Regions from separate parts of the Mus musculus genome. Here region 1 is linked to region 2. Evidence: chromatin contacts called from ENCODE POLR2A ChIA-PET data. All regions are on one chromosome and are shown on one strand. Each heading gives the region's core, a stretch centred on a gene start or an enhancer-like site at or near the end of the contact. The rest is flanking DNA. Distances are from core to core; before and after follow the strand shown. Region 1 holds the start of Cldn3 (claudin 3). Region 2 holds the start of Cldn4 (claudin 4).

The links. ChIA-PET counts read pairs that join two places held with the same protein, here RNA polymerase II (POLR2A).
Region 1: POLR2A ChIA-PET joins it to region 2 with 62 read pairs in embryonic stem cell. The contact joins the promoter of Cldn3 here to the promoter of Cldn4 in region 2. POLR2A ChIA-PET finds 5 or more read pairs at or near these places in 4 of 5 experiments (Patski and embryonic stem cell).

Annotation. Positions count from the first base shown.
Region 1 is chr5:134,984,017-134,987,492 of GRCm38, reverse strand. Cldn3 (claudin 3) reads right to left here and starts at 1,279. Exons shown (of 1, transcript NM_009902.4): 1 at 17-1,279. The coding sequence starts at 1,048. The coding sequence ends at 389. Wbscr25 (Williams Beuren syndrome chromosome region 25 (human)) reads left to right here. Exons shown (of 5, transcript NR_026907.1): 5 at 1-60.
Region 2 is chr5:134,945,622-134,949,490 of GRCm38, reverse strand. It overlaps Cldn4 (claudin 4), which reads left to right and starts at 2,557. Exons shown (of 1, transcript NM_009903.2): 1 at 2,557-3,869. The coding sequence starts at 2,746. The coding sequence ends at 3,378.

The sequences.
Region 1 (3,476 bases), core at 30-2,529, 39 kb before region 2:
ATAAGGAAGCTCCAGCGACTGCAAAAAACGAAAGACTTTTATTGAAAAATATGAAATGGCCCGTTTCATGGTTTGCCTGTCTCTGCCCACTGTGAGCTTCTGCGGGGCTGGCAAGTAGCTGCAGTGGCCACCCCAGCCCAGTTCTTGGGAAGGGCGAGGTTTCTTTGTCCATTCGGCTTGGACAGTTCCTAGGCCCGGTAGTCAGGTGGCAGCCGGAGAAGGGGAGATGCCAGCCTGTCTGTCCTCTTCCAGCCTAGCAAGCAGACTGTGTGTCGTCTGTCACCATCTGGAAGGTGGGGTGGTCTCAGACGCGAGGCTGCACGCTGGACGGGTGGGGTTCATCGACTGCTGGTAGTGGTGACGGTACGGTCTGCGTGCACCCGGCCCCTCAGACGTAGTCCTTGCGGTCGTAGGCGGTGCCGGTACCGGTGCCAGGGCCGGTGGATCGCGGCGCAGAATAGAGGATCTTGGTGGGTGCATACTTGTCGCGCGGTGGGCAGGAGCAACACAGCAAGGCGCCCCCTAGCAACTGCAGCGCGGCGGCAGCCCAGCCCACGTACAACCCAGCTCCCATCTCCCGCTTCTGGGCCTCGGGCACCAACGGGTTATAGAAATCCCTGATGATGGTGTTGGCCGACCAGGACACCGGTACTAAGGTGAGCAGAGCCGCCAACAGGAAAAGCACTCCCGCCACGATGGTGATCTTGGCCTTGGCCGTCTCGTCTTGTACGCAGTTGGTACACTGGGCGCCCACGAGCGCCACGAGGAGCCCGAAGGCGGCCAGCAGGATGGACACCACGATGAGGGCTCGGGCGGCCTGCAGGTCCTGCGGCAGGGCCAGCAGCGAGTCGTACATTTTGCACTGCATCTGACCGGTGCTCTGCACCACGCAGTTCATCCACAGGCCCTCCCAGGTGATCTGCGCCGTGATGATGCTGCTGCCGATGAAGGCCGAAACGCGCCACATGGGAAGGGCGCAGCACACGATGGTGCACAGCCAGCCCAGCACGGCCAGCGACGTGCCGGTGATCTCCAGGCCCATGGACATGGCTGCTGGACTTGAACCGGCTCGGCCGGGCAGCTCAGGGGACTGGGAGACCAGGGATCGCGGCCGCTGGACCTGGGAATCAACTGCCCTTCGAAAACTGACGGACGTCTGTCGCCGGGAACGACGGGTGGGTGGCAAAGGACGGAGCGCGCTTAACGGCTCCTCTCCTGGGGCTCGCACAGAGACTGCCCCTGCACCTGCCTGTGGCTTTGGAGACTGGCTTCTGAGACTGGGTTGGCTCTGGGATGGGGTGGGTTGGACTTAGCTTGGTGCCTAGAGGAGGAGGGTGGAGCTCGCTCTTCTGGCCCAGGGGACAGTGACGTGTGTCCCGTCCAGTCCGGTCCGTCCTCCCCAACCCCCTTCACCATAGGAGAAAGGATTTGGCTAGAACCTCAATGCTGAAGTGTATGTGTTGTGTGTGGCGGGGGTGGGGGTGGGGTGGGAGAGTGTGTATCGAAGGAGGGCGGGGTCGTCTAAGCTCCCTCCCTTCCCAACCTCCCCAAGCTCCTTAAGCATAACGAATTCTCTAGAGCTATACAGAGTGGGAGGGGCGCTTCAAGGATTTGAAGTGCAAATCACCAATTGTAAACTGCTTGACTCTCTTGTCCCCCACCTCCGTCTTCTTTAGCGCGGGAGGCGTAGGATGGAGGCGCGGCCAATTCCTCTGGACAACCCGGACTGGGAGGACCTAGGTGGGGGCGTGGCTGAGGCTGTTTGTCGCCGTAGGTGGATGGAATTGTAGCACCTGCTCCAAGTCCCTCAGGCTTTGACACAAGCACTCTGGCCTTGTCCAAGTGCAACCTGATATACAGAACTCTGAAACCAGGGACAACGACCACCTGCAGAGCCCACTCTGCACCTCAGGGACCGGTGTTGAGTTCAAATTCTTGTCCAGCACCCTCATGTGACCTGGGCTGGTGGCAAGCCTACATGGCTTAGCTCAAATGCCCGCCCACCTAGAAGCTGCTTTCCCCCACGGAGGTTCTCTAGATGGAGTCTTGTTTTCTTTCCTTTGGGGGTGGGGGCGGGGCAGAGTGAGTACCAGGGTGAGTGAACAGTGGGAAAGAGATTTGATACACATGAGAAAAAAAAAAGACGTCTAGCCAGGTGTGTTGGCTCCTGCCTGAGGCTGAGGCAAGCAGACAGCTGTGAGTTCAAGGCCAGATACAGCGAAACTGTGTCTCACAACTCCTGTGCAGAAGCCCTGTGCAGCATGCCATGCCTGTAGTCCCAGAGCTTGGGAAAGTGGAGGCAGGCAGGAGTTCAAGACCATCTTGGCGACACGGAGAATTCAAAGCCAGATGGGCTACATGAGACCCTGGCTCAAACAAGCTACAAAGTAACACCAAAAAAGCCCCCAAAACACCAATTCCTTTTGCCTCCGGACACTGACTCCCCTGCCGCACACCTTGGGGTGGCGCATGCTCCGACTTCTCCCGTTGCCTCTTCCCTTCACCTCAGCTAGGATACAGCTCTTTTGGTTTAGTTTCCTATACATCCTCTTCGAGGACCCGTGCTTGGGGTCCTTTCTCCATGAGACACTCCTACAGCTCTCCGCATAGCTCACTGACCTCGCTTCATAGTTTCAGAGGCTGGAGATGGAGCTCAGTGGCTAGAGTGCTTGGCCAGCCTGCACGAAGCCTCTGGTCTGTCCCTGGCACGGAATAAACCCTAATAGATGGATGGCACTTCAGCAAGCACCACACCGAGATCCTCCCCAGCTGATTTGGAGGTCAGTGTGGGTGGCTTGGAACCCTGCACCCAAATAGAAACAGGACAACAAAATCGTCCCAGCTTCTTACCCACAATGCCACGTTCTTTTTCTGTTTTGTTTTGTTTTGTTTTGTTTTCGAGACAGGGTTTCTCTGTTGTAGCCCTGGCTGTCCTGGAACTTGTGCTGTAGACCAGGCTGGCCCGGAACTCACAGATCCACCTGCCTCTGCTTCCCATGTGCTGGAAGCACTGTTCTCTTTGCCACTTTGATACCTTTGTTTTCTTTCATATTTGACATTATCTAAAGTGGCCTCTGGCTTTCCTTTCTTCCCCCCTCCCTCCTTTTCTCTCCCTGCTTTCCTTTTTTCTCTCCCTCCCGCTCCCTCCTCCCGGTCCCCCCCACCCCGCCCCCTCCACTCCTCCCCGCCCCAGGGTGGCCTTAAACTCCAGGTTGTTTTGCCTCCCCTGCACAAGTGGCAAGCTTCTTTGTGAGAGAGGCCACGCTTGGTTTCTCATTTATTTGTTTCTTTGTCTCTGCTCCGGTCTGTTACCACCACCAGGACATTCAGAATGTTCCAAGGACAAACATTTTTGCCTGTTTTATTATGTGACACTCCCGATGCCTAGAACAGGGCTGGGTGCTCTGAGAGGTAATTGACTTAGCACTTTCCCTTGTTTCAGCAACCTGTCCTGCCAGGGCTCTATGTCCAGGGAT
Region 2 (3,869 bases), core at 1,308-3,807:
GGGAGGACTATTTTAAAGAGACTGTGCATCTGTTGGGGTTGGAATTGGACAGACTGGCAGGCAGGAAGCCCAGGGCAGCACATAGGGTTCTGGGCAGTGACCGGAGTTCAGAGATCTATGGCAGCTGTGGTCTTTGTGGTGTTCACCCAAAAGTGGTACAAAGAGAAACACGAGAGAGTGGAGTACACACTTGTAACCCTAGCAGATTGGAGACTGAAGCAGGAGCATTGCCATGGGTTTGAGGCCAGTCGGTGTTACATAGAGTTCCAGGCTAGCTTAGATACACGAAGATGCTGTTTTAAGAAACAAAACAAAGCCGGGGATAGTGGTGGTGCTTGCCTTTAATCCGGGAGGCAGAGGCAGGCAGATCTTTGAGTTTAAGGTCAGCCTGGTCTACAGAGTGAGTTTCAGGATAGCCAGGGCTACACAGAGAAACCCTGTCTCAAAAACCACAAAACAAACAAACAAACCCAAACCAAGAGCAACAACCACTAAGCCAGAGACTAAGCTGGACTTGGCGCTGTGCACACCAGGAATCGAGCACCTGGGAAGTGGAAGCAGGGCCGGGAACAGAAACTTAAGGTTGGAGTTGGAAATGAGGTTCGGTTGGGTAGCGTGCTGGCCCTGCATCCACAAAGCTCTGGGTTCCATGCCTAGCACCATATGTGGCTTGTAATCCTAGCATTTGGGAAGTGGAGGTTTGGATGTTCAAGGTCATCCTTAGCTACCTCGGGAGTCTGAGTCAGTATAGGAAACCCTGTCTCGAAAGAAAGAAAGAAAGAGAGAGAGAGAGAGAGAGAGAGAGAGAGAGAGAGAGAGAGAGAGAGAGAAAGAAGCAAAGAAAGAAAGAAAGAAAGAAAGAAAGAAAGAAAGAAAGAAAAAGGAAGGAAGGAAGAAAGAGAGAGAGAGAGAGAAAGAGAGAGAGAAAGAAAGGCAGACTAGCCAAGGACAGTCAGGGGTGATCCCAGATGGGGCTATGATTACAGGAACTACATCAATGACCCCCTTCTCCTAGTTCCCCTCTGCCCCTCCTGTGCACCTGTGGTTCTCCTTATCTGTATTTTCCCAGGTGCCTTTGGGATACATGTGGTCCCTTCTCAGCCTGCTCTCTCTTGGATGGACATGTTCATCTCTGTCCTTTGTACCAGGTGGGGTGGGAGCGGGGCAGGGGGTGAGGGAGCACAGGAGACTGTCTTTCCCTCGGCTACCCCTCCCCCACCCCCCCAAGGCCAGTGTCTGGTCAAACTAGATTCCTTGTCTTGTGAAACATCTCTCTGACCCGGGTCTCCTTGCTGTCCCCTCCCTGCAGGAGATGTCCTCTTTGACCCAGTGCCCACTGCATTGCCCAATCACCCTGAGAGGGTTTGTGTCTCTTCGTACTGGTGTCCCTAGCATAATCTCAAAATACATTGACTCCTAGAAGTCCTCTGGAATTGTGGCTGGAAGCACACCATCTCTCTTCATCTCCCTGCAGACAGACCTCTGGTGGAGGGCCCCCTTTCTCTTCGATGTCACCAAGGACTTTGTGCCCAGGCTGGCTTTATGGGAACGGCTCCTGTGTCTCAGAAGAATAAACATCCTGTCTCTGGGGCCTGGCTGGGTTTTGAATTTGTCTCCATCCAGTTCTCACCAAGCAAGGCTCAGCCCTAGGAAGGAAGAGAGGACAGGATTCTGTCACGACCCCACCACCCCCAATTTTAAATTGTGTTTATTTATTGATGACATTTGTGCATCAGAGGACATGTGTGTCTCCTGTCACAGAGGTCCCAGGTCCTTGGGGCTTGGAAGCAAGCAGCTCTACCCACTGAACCATCCCACCAGCCTTTCTGCCTTTCCCTGTTTCTTGTTCTGGACCAAAGTGCCTCGCCTCTACACCCTGAGGCACTATGGCTGGGTGGGGAAATCACATTAGGACAGCAGGTGATCTGGCTCCCGCTGTCCCCACCCCAGGTCCTCATTTCCCCACACCAACTTCCTCTGGCCAACAGTAGGAAAGTTGCTGTTGAGGCAAAGTACAGATGTTGTCCCATTAATGACAATAATAGCCATGATGGTGGTGATAAAGTTGATTTGGTAAAAGCAACACTAATTAAGACAGGGGTTCTCTTGGACACCCCTAGACACTAGGTTCAGATTCTCCAGTAAAGGGTCTTCATTCTCTTGTCTCACGGGAGCCTGGAATGAGTCTTGGGGACCTTCCCACGGGAGCCCGGAATGAGTCTTGGGGACCTTCCCTATAGGCTCTGAACCCTGGGGAGGCTTGCTTCTCAGTCTAAGTTGTCCCCACCCGGTGAGCATCCAGGTGCTCTAGGCTGGTGACTCAGTGTCTGTGTCCCAGCTGACCTCAGCGTGAGCCTGGGGGCTGGGGGAGATGATAGTTTCTTGTGATACTGGCGGGTGACTCAGGGGCCCAGGACAGGGGCCTCTGAACGCCTTTGTTGGCCCAAGCTCAGGAATCCAGAGAAACTGGTCCCGAGGGAGGCCTCCGGGACTGAAACCCCTCCCTCTGCCTCCGCCCCTCCTCTAGGAGCTTTAACTGCAGCACCTGTGGCCGCCCTTTCTTGTTGCAGGTGCAGGCAGGAAAGAGCTGCAGTGTTCGCGCTTGGTAGCTGGTGCATCGGACTCAGCTGGCTTTGTGTCCCTGAGGCTCACCGAAAAAAACTTTCTCAGCCCTCTGACTCCAGAGAGAGAGAGAGAGAGGTACTTTTTGTGGTCACCGACTTTGACCCCTGCAGAGGCTGAGCGATGGCGTCTATGGGACTACAGGTCCTGGGAATCTCCTTGGCAGTCCTGGGCTGGCTGGGGATCATCCTGAGTTGTGCGCTCCCCATGTGGCGGGTGACCGCCTTCATCGGCAGCAACATCGTCACGGCACAGACCAGCTGGGAGGGCCTCTGGATGAACTGCGTGGTGCAGAGCACAGGTCAGATGCAGTGCAAGATGTACGACTCGATGCTCGCCCTGCCGCAGGACCTGCAGGCCGCCCGAGCCCTTATGGTCATCAGCATCATCGTGGGTGCTCTGGGGATGCTTCTCTCAGTGGTAGGGGGCAAGTGCACCAACTGCATGGAGGACGAGACCGTCAAGGCCAAGATCATGATCACCGCCGGAGCCGTGTTCATCGTGGCAAGCATGCTGATTATGGTGCCCGTGTCCTGGACCGCTCACAACGTCATCCGCGACTTCTACAACCCTATGGTGGCTTCCGGGCAGAAGAGGGAAATGGGGGCCTCGCTTTACGTCGGCTGGGCGGCCTCCGGGCTGCTGCTCCTGGGAGGAGGCCTCCTCTGCTGCAGTTGCCCACCTCGTAGCAACGACAAGCCCTACTCGGCCAAGTACTCCGCCGCCCGCTCTGTCCCCGCCAGCAACTATGTGTAAGGTGGGCCACTCTGTCCACATTGCCTTTGTTATCTTTTTTTCGGATTGAGCTCATAACAGCCTGTGGCCCCTCACATTCTCCAGGACCTGCCCTGCTATGGGCCACTAACTGCTTGCTGGGGACAGGCAAACCCGGACTGTGCAAAGTTACTAGCCCGTAGCTCTTGGGCTGCTCCACATGGCTCCTTACGGCCGGCAAGAATGGATGTAAAAATATCTTGCTGCTTACATCCAAATTGCTGGTGGATATGGGGCTGAAGGCAGAAGCAGCTGGGAAGGGCAGTAGAGGCGCAAGCTGGGTCCTGCTGGCCGGGGTAGCTCAGCTGTGACTTTGGACTCTGGAGTGGATGTCCTCATGTTAGCAAACGTCCACTGTCCTTTCTCTATCCCCCTCACTCAGCCTACACGTTACTCCAGCGCTACTCTTGCCATTACGCCCCGTGTTTCCGAGCACAGCTGGTCCTACCCCAAGTCATGGTGTGCTGAGTGAC